Linked DNA regions of Mus musculus: region 2 is linked to region 1. The links are chromatin loops, found by intact Hi-C in ENCODE. Cell type or tissue: left cerebral cortex. All regions are shown on one strand. Each heading gives the region's core, and the rest is flanking DNA. Links, peaks and the distances in the headings are about the cores only.

Region 1 (5,971 bases), core at 308-5,307:
AGGAGGAGGAGGAGGAGAAGAAGAAGAAGAAGAAATAATAATAATAATAATAATAATAATAATAATAATAATAGATTCAGAACCAGTTCTAATCAACAATGTTAGCAATCAAGGCTAGCTCTGTGTGTCCTCTTTCCCAGGCCAATGGCTCTATCCAGGATCCTAACATGGACTTGCTAAAGAAAATGAAGGACTGCTAAACGTGGGTTTTATTCCTGATTAGATTTTTCTGGTTTGACTTTTTATTTTTAATCAATAAAAAGAAATTTTCTAACTGCTTCCTAGAAAGCAAAACCTCCAATCACAAACCATAACAATAGGTTCCCCTAAATGTTTCTATCTTACACTCTTCCTGTGTAGAGTGAGTTAGATCTTACTATCTGCCCCACTCAAGGCAGGATGCCACACACTCTGTGACCAGTATTCTTCTCCTAGTCCTACTCTTCAAAAATTGTCAGTTTGGCAGTAAGAAGTGAAACATGCCATGGTAGTTGGGATGATATCAACTAAAGATTAAACCTGTGATCTCATTCAGAGCACAACTGGATAAATGACTGTGAAGATCAGTGATAACTTATGAAATATTCCAGCCAGCATTTGTATAATGGATAAACCAGACACTAGCTCATTTAATTGGCCACTTTTTACTTTTCATAGGGTTTTAAATGTTCAGTTACATGCAGTCCAATTTGTAAAAGACAGAACTAACAATTTTCATGTCTGAAACTGAAGAAACAGAAAGGAGAATTTTCATATCTGAAACTGGGGGCGGGGGGGAGAACATGAACAATGTCTCAGCCTGTAAAGCCCTGCTAAACAAGAATTAAAACTTGAAGTCAGATCTCAAGAATCCACATCAAAAGCCTATAATCCCATCATTTGGGAAGCAGAAATAAGAAGATCCCTGGAGCTCATAGCCAATTGGTTGTCTGATTTAAACTGACCCTGTCTCAAAAATCAATGTGTGGGTGTGCCAGGTTAGTGATGCATGTCTTTAAGCCAGTCTGCTCTACAAACTGAGTTCCAGGACAACAAGAGCTACATAGTGAAACTCTATCTCAAAAAGACAAGATAAAAAACCAGGGACCAAGTATGGTGGCACACATACTTTAATCAAAGCACTTAGGAAGCAAAGGCACATGATCTCTTTGAGCTGAAGGCCGGCTTGGTCTGCATTAGGAGTTCCAAGACAGCCAGAGCTACACAGTGAAAATCAGCAAGCAAACAAGTAAACCAATGTAGCCATCAACAGAGTAAACCACTGGACATCAACCCCCTGTGTATATCAATCATTACCTCCTATGGACACAGTTGTTGCCCATGGATGGATACAGTCACCTCCTACAACGGTTAGTTTTAATTATCAATTTGATACAACCTATAATCATCTGGAAAAAGTCTTGATGAGGAATTATCTAGACCAGGTTGGCCTGTGGCCTTATAGGTAGGGGATTATCTTATTTAACTGTCCATTGTATTAAGTACCATTCCCTAGAGAGAAGAAAAATAGCTGAGGTGCTAGAGAGATGGTTCGGTGGTTAAGAGCATACCGCATCAAAACATGGCAACTCGCAACCACCTATAACTCCCATGCTGGGGCCTAGCAAACACAGAAGTGGATGCTCACAGTCAGCTATTGGATGGATCACAGGGCCCCCAATGGAGGAGCTAGAGAAAGTACCCAAGGAGCTAAAGTGAACTGCAACTCTATAGGTGGAACAACAATATGAACTAACCAGTTCCCCGGAGCTCTTGACTCTAGCTGCATATGTATCAAAAGATGGCCTAGTCGGCCATCACTGGAAAGAGAGGCTCATTGGACTTGCAAACTTTATATGCCCCAGTACAGGGGAACGCCAGGGCCAAAAAGAGGGAGTGGGTGGGTAGGGGAGTGGGGGGGTGGGTATGGGGGACTTTTGGGATAGCATTGGAAATGTAAATGAGGAAAATACCTAATAAAAAATTAAAAAAATATATAACTCCCATTCCAGGGAGTTTTTTCGACTTTTGAGGACACGGGGCATGTATGTGCTACATAGACTTACATGCAGACAAACTATGCATTCACATAAAATAAAAATAAATGATCTTTAAATACAAGTAAGCCAAATCATTAATGAAAAATATATTTCTAAAAAAATAAGAAAGCTGTGAGCAAGCAAACAAGGATACACTCTTTCTTTGCTCCTGATTGTGGATACAATGTCTACACAAAGCTCATGCTCTAGCCTTGACTATCCTAAAACAACAGACAGTAAGTTGGAATTGTGAGTCAAATAAATCCTCTTCTTCCCTACGTTGTCCTTAGTCGGGGTATTATCCCAACAACAGAAATGAAGCCAGACACTTCCCAACTTTAAACCCAGCCTAAATAAAAATACTCAGTTCCACTTAGTCACAAAATTCTCTATAGCCAAAAGGGGAGGAGGGAGCGCCTAATTAATTTTCTAGCCACTAGGTGGCACATGTGCCATGTAACTAGACTACAGTAGAACCTAATTCCCAATAAGGAAGCTTCTAAAAGAACTTAAGTATCTATACTTCATGAAATATCACTGGTTATATGGCATTTAGGAGATACAAAGAAAATTAAATCTGACCTCTAACTTCATGTACTTATACATCATTTCAACCCTTTAACACCACCACAACTCTTGATGAACCCTAAAGAATTAGGTTTAAGACAAGAGAAAGTTTAAGTCAACAATGGCTTAAAAATCTAATCATCCACAACAGACAGACATCTTTAACTCAGCCATGGACCATAGGACCATGACAAGTTAATGAACTTTGGTTTGTTTTCAAAATCAAATAGATAATGCCTCCTAAAATAAAGCTATCCTTCAGATCAAAAAATATAATGCATGAATCCAAGTGTAAACATGAAGTTGTTATTAAGTATGAGTACACAGTTGCTATTCTGGCTGTACACATTCACGCAGTATGGTCTATATAGTCTTGCTCATCTCACCTACAGCTTATCTTCCTCATGTATACTAAACAGCTACTCAATGAATTGTACCTGTGGCTCTTGATGTACGACCACAAATTATCTAAAAATAGTTTAGGGTGTAACAGAAAGAACACTCCTGACTTCTTTGTGCTAAGAAGTTAACACTTCATTTCTTTTTAAAAAATAATTTAATTTTTATGTTTATGAATACACTGTAGCTGTCTTCAGACACACAGAAGAGGCATCAGATCTCATTAAAGATGGTTGTGAGCCACCATGCAGTTGCTAAGAATTGAACTCAGGACCTCCAGAAGAGCAGCCAGTGCTTTCAACCACTGTGAGCCATCTCTTTAGCTCCATATTTCATTTCTTTATACCAACTATTTATAACAAGATTATAACTACATACAATATACTGTATACAAATAAAGTAGATACCTAGTCTTCATAAATCTCTCTCAGGGGGCTGGAGAGATGGCTCAGCGGTTAAGAGCATTTACTGCTCTTCTGAAGATCCTGAGTTCAAATCCCAGCAACCACATGGTGGCCCACAACCATCCATAGTGAGATATGGTGCCCTCTTCTGGGTTGTCTGAAGACAGCTACAGTGTACTTACATATAATTAATAAATAAATCTTTAAAATCAATCAATCAATCAATCAATCTCTTTCAGAAAGAGAAAATGGTAGCAGGAACAGTAACTGACATGACAGAAGTATGCTTATTTAAGCTGGGAATGTAGCTTGGTTAATATAGTATTTGCCTAGCATACAGAAAGCATTGTATTTAATCCTTAGCACCATACTAAACCAGCCATGCTTATTGCCCCAGCACTCAGGAGGGAGAGTGAATTTGAGCCTAGCCTACGGCCCTATCTTTTAAAAGAAAAAAAGGAAAAACCATGGGGGTGGGGGGAGTGTGCTGGGGGGAGGGGGTCATGCATGGAGACTGGAGAGATTGGTCAGAGGTTAAAGCAAAAGCTTCCAACCACCTGTCACTCCAACTCTGGGAGATCCAGTGCCTCTGTCATCTGATGGCAAATACACTCATGTCCACATACTCAAACACAGATAACACAAACACATATAATAATTAAAAATAAAATAATCATAATGGGCAATAATAGCATATGCCTTTAATCCCAGTATTCTAGAGGCAGAGGCAGGTGGATCTCTATCAGTTTGAGGCCAGTATGGCCTATGTAGTGAATTCCAGGACAGCCAACACTACATAAAGGAAACACTGTTTAAAAAAAAATTTAAATAAGATAAATTTTAGTATGTGCATAGTATAATGAGGTTAAAGGAAGAAGTAGATAGTGTGCTTAATAAGAGCAGAAGCCCAATGATATGAAAATTGACTAGCAGATCTCTGACTCCCCACTTTTAAAAAAAGGAGCAGTCTCTGCCAGAGGATATTCATTTTAAAAATAAGGATCAAGAGGCTCAGTCAGCAATGTGATCATCATGCCAGCATGGATTCAGATGGCGAGTACCCACAAAAAAAAGCTAGGGGTTCACCATCTGTACATCCAGAACCAGGAGGGAAGTGACAAGTAGACTCCTAGAGAGAATAGACACTCAACACAGAAAAATGACTGTCTTCAGCTGCACTAAAACTAATTAATTGTTAAGGAATTCCTTAAAAAGTGAAATGAAGAGCAGCTGAAGAAGATAACTGGCACTGACTTTAGATTTCCACGTGTACTTTACTGTGCAAGAGCACACACTAACCCCACATATATATGTACACACCCTTATAAACACATATCTTCCCATATGACAAAGAATCAAGTCTCAAAGTTGAGCTTCAAAGCCTGGGTTTGTTTGTACACTTTTTCACTGCAGGCACCCTCTAACACGAATTTTGTTAACAAGATTATTGGGACTGCTTTCTGAGGAATCATTTTTGTACTATAAAAACTAAAATAAATACTGAAAATACAAGTTTTACTCTCATTCTTTAAGTACTATCAAATAAGAGAAAACACCTAAGTTAAAGGAAATAAAACACTTTTACTTCAACCAGTTACAAAATAATTTCCTTAAAAAGCAAAAAAATTCTTACGCCAGGTGTGGTGGTACATACCCATAAACTAAGGAAGTCAACGCTAGATTGGACTATATAACAAGTCTGGGCCTTCCTGGCTTAAACCATAAAACCTGAATGAAGTCTACAAATGTATTCAACAAATTCACAGACATTAGAGCATATTTGACTATAAATGCCTCTTATAAAATACATCAGAGTTCAAGCATGCCCTCCCTCACCACACTATACAGTACATTACTGGAAAGCATCCTACTTTGTAATGAATTTTAAAGACTGACTTAATCAGAGGTCCTAGATTCTGGGTAGAAAAGAACATATCTTTATTTTTAATAACCTCCAAATATTGAAATTAAAAAAAAAAAGAAGAATACGAGCTGTGAGAAAGAAAATATAAACTGAGAAGACTGTTGCCACTGTCTAGCCTAATTTGCAGAATTGTAAAAACTTCTTGAGCGGGGCAGTGGTGGCGCACTTAATCCCAGCACTTGGGAGGCAGAGGCAGGTGGATTTCTGAGTTCGAGGCCAGCCTGATCTACAGAGTGAGTTCCAGGACAGCCAGGGCTACACAGAGAAACCCTGTCTCAAAAAACAACAACAACAACAACAACAAAAAATCTTTAGAACACTCAGCAATTTAGGACTACATAAAGGGACAGTATCTCAAATGCAAAATGTGTAAGTAAATGTTTTTAAAACTCTTGATTAATCTACAGTTAGAGGTTTGCTCATTGCATTATGTATTTGCATGTGTGTATTTCACAAGTGAAATAATTGTCAACACTGATACAAAAGCAGGAAAGAACTTTACCACAATAGAAGGTTTAAGCTGAACTTGGAAGGGATTAGGAAGATGACTCAGTGGACAAAGTGTTTATTAGGCAAACATGAGGACTGGAATTTGGATCCACAGGTCCTATTTAGCATTCAGGTAGTCATGGCCATCATATATGCAAACAAGCACACTT
Region 2 (5,971 bases), core at 417-5,416, 330 kb after region 1:
GTGTAGAGCCTGCTCTCTAGGCTGGATAAAATTTTCTTGGTGATTTTCTGCCTAGGAGAAATCCTTTTTAATATCTCAGAATAAAATTCCTGAGGTTTGAGAGAAGCAGAAGAAGGCATGACTCAACTCTACTGTTTGGGTAAAAACATGCACATTTTTGTATGGTAGGGTCTCATTTTGTAGCCCAGACTTACTTTTAGTAAGTAACTTTTAGTGATCTTCCTGCCTTAGTGCTAGGATAACAGATGAGCGTCATCATATAGTGCTGAACTTCAGCCACCAACCCTAGGACAGACAAGCAGACATCCATGCTGTCAAATGTCACATACCTTATGTCTGCTCAGTGTCCTGCTGTGTCTACAAGGTCAGCACCCCCGCCCCCCAGCTGATCCCTGGTTTTGCAGATGAATGTAGTGAATAGCTAAAAATAACAATCATGGCCAGGGAAGCTGAGCAGATAAGCTGCACACATGAACACGAACACACACCTATGTGGCTCCAAGTCCCTACTTGGCAGTAGTGAGCCTCTCTCAAGGACACCCAGCATTACCTTGTTCAGTGATAATCTTTGCTTTTTTTTCTGAACTGAAAACAAGTGATCAGCCCTGAGTAGCACAAGTCCTCATGGTGTCTGGGGAACCTTTTGTAGGTGGGGGTTTGCTGGTACTTTTAGATCCTGAATCCAACATGGGTCTCTAAATTTGCCTTCTCTGTAAAAACCAAATAAATGTGCTAGTCTCAGGGGACCATGGGACCTCATGAAGTCACCCATATAAAACACTAAGTGGAGCCATGAGTGAATGTAAATCTCACATGGTCTCTTATATAGTACTATAACACCATGTATGTACACACACCTGTGCACAGATACACAGTATTCCAGTCTAAACATGAACCAAATTCCAAAAGTCTGCTTTACATTCCACACTTAGAAAGTATCTACCCACATACAGAATGCCAGGGGCTGTGGATGGTCTAGCATGCAGGAAGTACTTCAATGACTATCAGCTCGATGTAAACCAGGGGTTGCAGCATCAGCCTATGATCCCAGCACTAAGGAAGTGAAGGCAAGAGGATCAAAAGTTCATATAGAGAGTCTGAGGCTAGCCTGGGCTATAGATCCTGTCTTAGACATTTGTCCTGTAACTGTTTCCTCCATGTAGGTGTACCATGGCTATCTTAAATCAGAGCATGTGTGTTCATACCTCATAGGGAGAGACCTTGGTTCACAGAGCTCTGGAGCCTCATGGACTGCCAGTCCTGAGGTTACATGATAGAAAGAGTTAACCTGGGTGGCGCTCTTCACTGGAGTGGCTGCCTTTGAGTCTTGGTGCACCAGTAATAACCCAGTAAACCCTTGGCCCACAAAACTGTAAGTGGATGGAATCCTTTCTTTGGTCTCTGTGGACCATTTCCATCTAGGGTCAATAGTCTCCCTAGGTTGCCATAGAGCAACAGTGTACTATATAACCACAACTGCTACTATTTTTCAGGTAGATGCCAGCGCTTGAACGCAGGGCCTGATGCACGCTTGGCATATGCTTTGTCATTTTGTCATGCCCTGGCCTATCCCTAACCACTATGACTTCATAGCTACAGACACTGGCCTGGATTGTAGCCTGGCAGCCACAAGCAGGATGGAGATGAGGTGCCAGCCACCACACCATAGGGCTTTCTCCTCAGGAGCCCCTCAGCTGCCTTAAACTTCTGGGCCATAGGTTTCCTGCTTCCAAAATTTAATTACTCTCCTGCAGCAGTAATTAAATTTTCAGCCCCACTGGCAGTTTCCCAAACTTAAAAATAATAAATATCCCCTCTTCCTGCCTCCCTCCTATCACCCTGCATCCTCACTTACTGGCTCAGGAAATAGCAATTAATTTACAATTTTGTGTGTATGCCCTGCAGCCCCTGACCTTCCCAGAACTGTTTATGTTTGTAAAGGATAGAATCTAGAATTTCAGAGCAATTCTGAAATCTGAATCAGTGGGCTGTTAATCTTGACTTATTTTTTATTTTTATTTTTTTTGAGTTAGGGTTTCTCTGTATAGCCTTGGCTGTCCTGAAACTTACTGTGCAGTCCAGGCTGGCCTCCAATTCAGAGATCTGCCTACCTCTGGCTCCAAAGTGATGGAATTAAAGGCATGTTCTTCTATGCCCAACAATCTTACAAGCATCCTTTCAGGTTGATGTATTTGGGGGCTGACTACTCATGTCTAGAAGTTCATCTAGACCATTTTCTTTATCAACTCTTTCCCCTTTCTAGCCTGGAAGTCACGAAATCCTCCTGCCTCAGCCTCCAAGGACAGAGGGTATAAGCACGAAGTTCCATGTCTCTTTTGTGCAGAGATGGAGAGGAACCAGTGGGTTTTTGCCAGCTAGGCAAACACTCCACCGAACATCCCCGGCTGTTTTTCATTCCTTGTAAGAGGCCCATGAGGTGGATTAATGGGTAAAGGACACTTGTTGCTAAGCCTGATGACCTAAGTTGGACTCCTGGAAATCGTGGAGGGAGATGGAAGGAGAGAACCAAGTTTCAGAAGTTGTTCTTTGATGTGATCACCCCCTGCCCTCCACTACCATGTTATTAAAAAAAAAGGTCCAAGAATATTTGTAAAATTAAGACAGAGGTGTTGCAGGATATTTGATCACATTGTGAACCCCAAGGTTGTGAACTGGAAAAGCCTTGTTGTGGTGTAACTCAGTCCTAGCACATGGCTTTTACCCAAGAGCTTTCTGTAGACAAGAGTAAAATAAAGTCAGAGATGGTTTAAGAGGTGGAACAAGCAACCAGCTGACACGGAGTGAAGATAAGAAAACCCAGGAAAGAGGAAAGAGGGCCTTGGAGTTGACTGGGATTTAAGACAGGGTGGAGAAGGACAAGGGCTTTTTCCTTCTGGGGCATCTGTGGAGTAGGAAGGTCAGCTGGGCGCTTTCTCTGCTTCTCTGAGCTCGCAGGCTTTCAACACAGCATCTGGTTCCTGAGTCTTCACTTGGTAAAGTGAACATTTGGGATTTTGTTTTGAAAATCAACACAGAGGGACTCTTAAACACAAGAAGCTTGTGGAGCCTCTGATAGGTCATGCTTGGAAGACAGAGTCTGGGTCATCCATGCATCTGTGGGATATGAAGAGGGCACTCAATTCAGTGGCAGGAGGTGAGGCTCTGATGGCTGATGACTAAGGGACACAGACCTTCCCAGCCCTAAACTGGGACACCAATTCTGAAAAGTACAAACAAAATCTGGGGATAACAGAATGAATAATTAAACTGGGAGGTCTGCCAAGGTCTTGCAAGCTGGCAGAGCTCTGAGGAAGACTGGGAGAGGAAGTTCAAGGAGCTGAGAAAAGACAGTTGGCATTTCTACATCTCTCTCTGTCAGGACTTGACAGAGATGAATAACCTGATGCTTGCCAGGGTCAGGTAGGCCCTGGGGGTGGGGGACCAGAGCCATGAATAGTACCTGATTTCTGCTCAGCTTCAGATCCACATTCCTACCATTCCAGTGTCTCTCTGTGGCCATTGCCTCCCAGAAACGCCTCTCTGTACCCAAGGTCATGTAACTTGTACCAGTGTGTCTCTCATTTTCAATCCAACAGTTTCAGAGATCTTTGTTTATACCTGGGAGATATCTTTGGTAATCCTATGAAAGCATAATGTCTGTCTGAGCTCTATCCCTGGCCCTCTAGTTACTGTCTTTGTACCTAGCCTTCCCACCTCTGTCCAGACCATGTGAACTGGATATATAGACCATACAGATGCCCTGAGACATACCTGCACATACACAGAGAAATACACATACGCATATAGATACACAGGCAGAAAGCAGCACACAGAAATGCATAATACAGACATATGCACAAACACATATGCATGCATCGACGATACACACAAATATACTCCGATAAATGCAAATGGGCACTAGTGATTATCACAACATGAAACGTATAGAATTGAGAATGTCCAGTAAGCTGGGTGTGAACACATCTTCAATCCCAGCAGTCAGGAGGCCTCCAGGATCCTTTGTCTAGACCTTCCCAATACAGAGATTACAGATGTGTACCCCAGCATCTGACTTTTTATGTGGGTTCTGGGGATCCAAACTTAGGTCCTCATGCCTTACCCACTGAGCTCTTTCCCCAGCCTCCGTGCTACTTCTTGAAACATTCTAGAATGAACCTCTGCAAAGAGGGCCGGGGACCGATGCTGACCACTGTCCCCCCTCATCCATGACAGTGTTTGTCCCAACAGTCTTCATTGTCCATCTTCCTTTTTGAGTGTGACTCCCACCTTACCTCATAATAAACTCTACCTAGTGTCTACACTGGAAAAAAAAAATGTGGGTGTGGTCTCATGTCTCTAGTCCAAGAACTTGAGAGGAAGAGACAGGAGGACTGCTTTAAGTTTGAGGCTCCCCTGCTATACAAGTTCCAGGCCAGTCAGAACTATACGGTGAGACACTGTCTCAAACAAACAAAACAAGAAAAAAGAGAGGAAAGAAGAGAAAAAGAAGAGAAGGGTGCTTACTCATCCAAACCTGTTGCTTGTGACTGAGCAATGGCAAGCAACGCAGGCTTCAGCTTTTGGCAGCACACACTGTCCAGATCTCTTGGAGCCTAATTACACTGCTCAGCAGTTTCGCTCTGTATTGGCAAAGTGATTTTTCGGTTGGATACTACTCAGTGCAGAGCATATAGGGGATTGCCTTGTGGGAATTCATGGGCATTTCTTACTGGAAACAGAAAATATTAAAGAGCTCAAGAGTAGCAAAGTGAATCTAAAATCACACAGGGGCTGGGGCCACACCGCAGGCTGATACCTATGTGCACCAGCTGCTGAGTTTTGTAAGGATTTAGTGTTTTCCTATTTTCTCAGGAGAGCAAAATGAAGGTGCTCAGAAGGAAATAAAATTTTAATCTATGCTAATTTAAAACGATGTGCCTGGTATTCTTATTTGATTAAAAAGCTATTTGTAATAGGTATTCTGTGGGGATGTTCTCAAGATGAGAGGTGAAATGTACTGAAAGTGCTTTATAAATGAAGATACGGTTGTTGTAATATGACTCTCCCTATGAGCAGAGGAGGGGCCAGAAGCACCGCTTGGTACCTTGTAGCATCTTATTAAGATGTCGACCTCAGGCCACACCTCTGAATGCTGAGCACGGGTACAGGCTTACTGACTGAGAAGAGTCCGACGAAGCTTCAGAGTGTTTTGATGAATGAATTAAAGTGAAGTTGGAAGGGCGACAGCAAGGATGAAGTAGGTAAGAAGACTGAAGTGGGGTGGGGCTGCAGGACAGTCCTGAGGGTTTGGAAAGCAGGGTATGGCTTGGTCTATACAGACATGTCCAGGGTCATAATATGAGGTGAGACAGGATGGTAACTTAGTGGCAGATCATATATACTTCTGGTTTGGACCAAATTATATAATAAGCCTATATTGCGGAAGGCTTGGGGGAAGAAAACTGACATGTTATAGGAACTTTCTGTGTTGAGTAATGATGTCTGTTGTAGCAGTCCAATCTATCTAAAAATGTCTTTAGGGAGGTAGACGTCTGGAGACAGCAAGAATGACAAAGCAGGTGCAGAGGCTAGGACTAGGGCTGGGTCAGCTCAGCTGGGAGACGGTGTTTGTCTAGCATGCATGAGACCCTGGGCTTGATCCCTGGTACTGCATAAACCAGACACTCCTGTGATCCCAGCACTTAGGAGGTGGATTAAAGGCTGGAGGATTAGGAAGGAGTTCAAGGTCATTTTCTCACACACAACAGGTTCAATGCTAGTTAGCCTGGGTTACATGAAACCCTTCTTTTGTGAAAGAAGAGGAGGAAGAAACAACAAGAATGAAAAGGAAGTGGGGGTGAGGGGACTGAATGAGGGAGACTCTGGGGCTGGGTAGCTTAGGAAGAGAAAGGCTCAGAGGGGATGTGGAGGACCAGGCTGCAGCCTGAGTAACTAACTGCCCAGAGCAGAG

Evidence for each region. Peaks named below come from ENCODE experiments on the same cell type or tissue, not always from the same donor. Only the 100,000 strongest peaks of a DNase experiment are listed, where the experiment ranks them.
Region 2: it touches region 1 in a loop (2.4-fold over the local background); 1 of 42 quality-filtered maps calls a loop at or near these places.

The regions. Positions count from the first base shown.
Region 1 is chr5:25,418,341-25,424,311 of GRCm38, forward strand. All of the region lies in intron 2 of Kmt2c (lysine (K)-specific methyltransferase 2C), which reads right to left. Among named protein-coding and RNA genes, the nearest start is that of Kmt2c, 77 kb to the right of the region's middle. In left cerebral cortex, for the core only: CTCF peaks have their summits at 2,455 (motif pointing right) and 3,513 (motif pointing left); DNase peaks (open chromatin) are centred at 2,439 and 4,458.
Region 2 is chr5:25,748,444-25,754,414 of GRCm38, forward strand. No RefSeq gene overlaps it. Among named protein-coding and RNA genes, the nearest start is that of Actr3b, 8.5 kb to the right of the region's middle. In left cerebral cortex, for the core only: no CTCF peak of the experiment used is centred there; DNase peaks (open chromatin) are centred at 3,226 and 4,589; H3K27ac peaks cover 1,227 bases.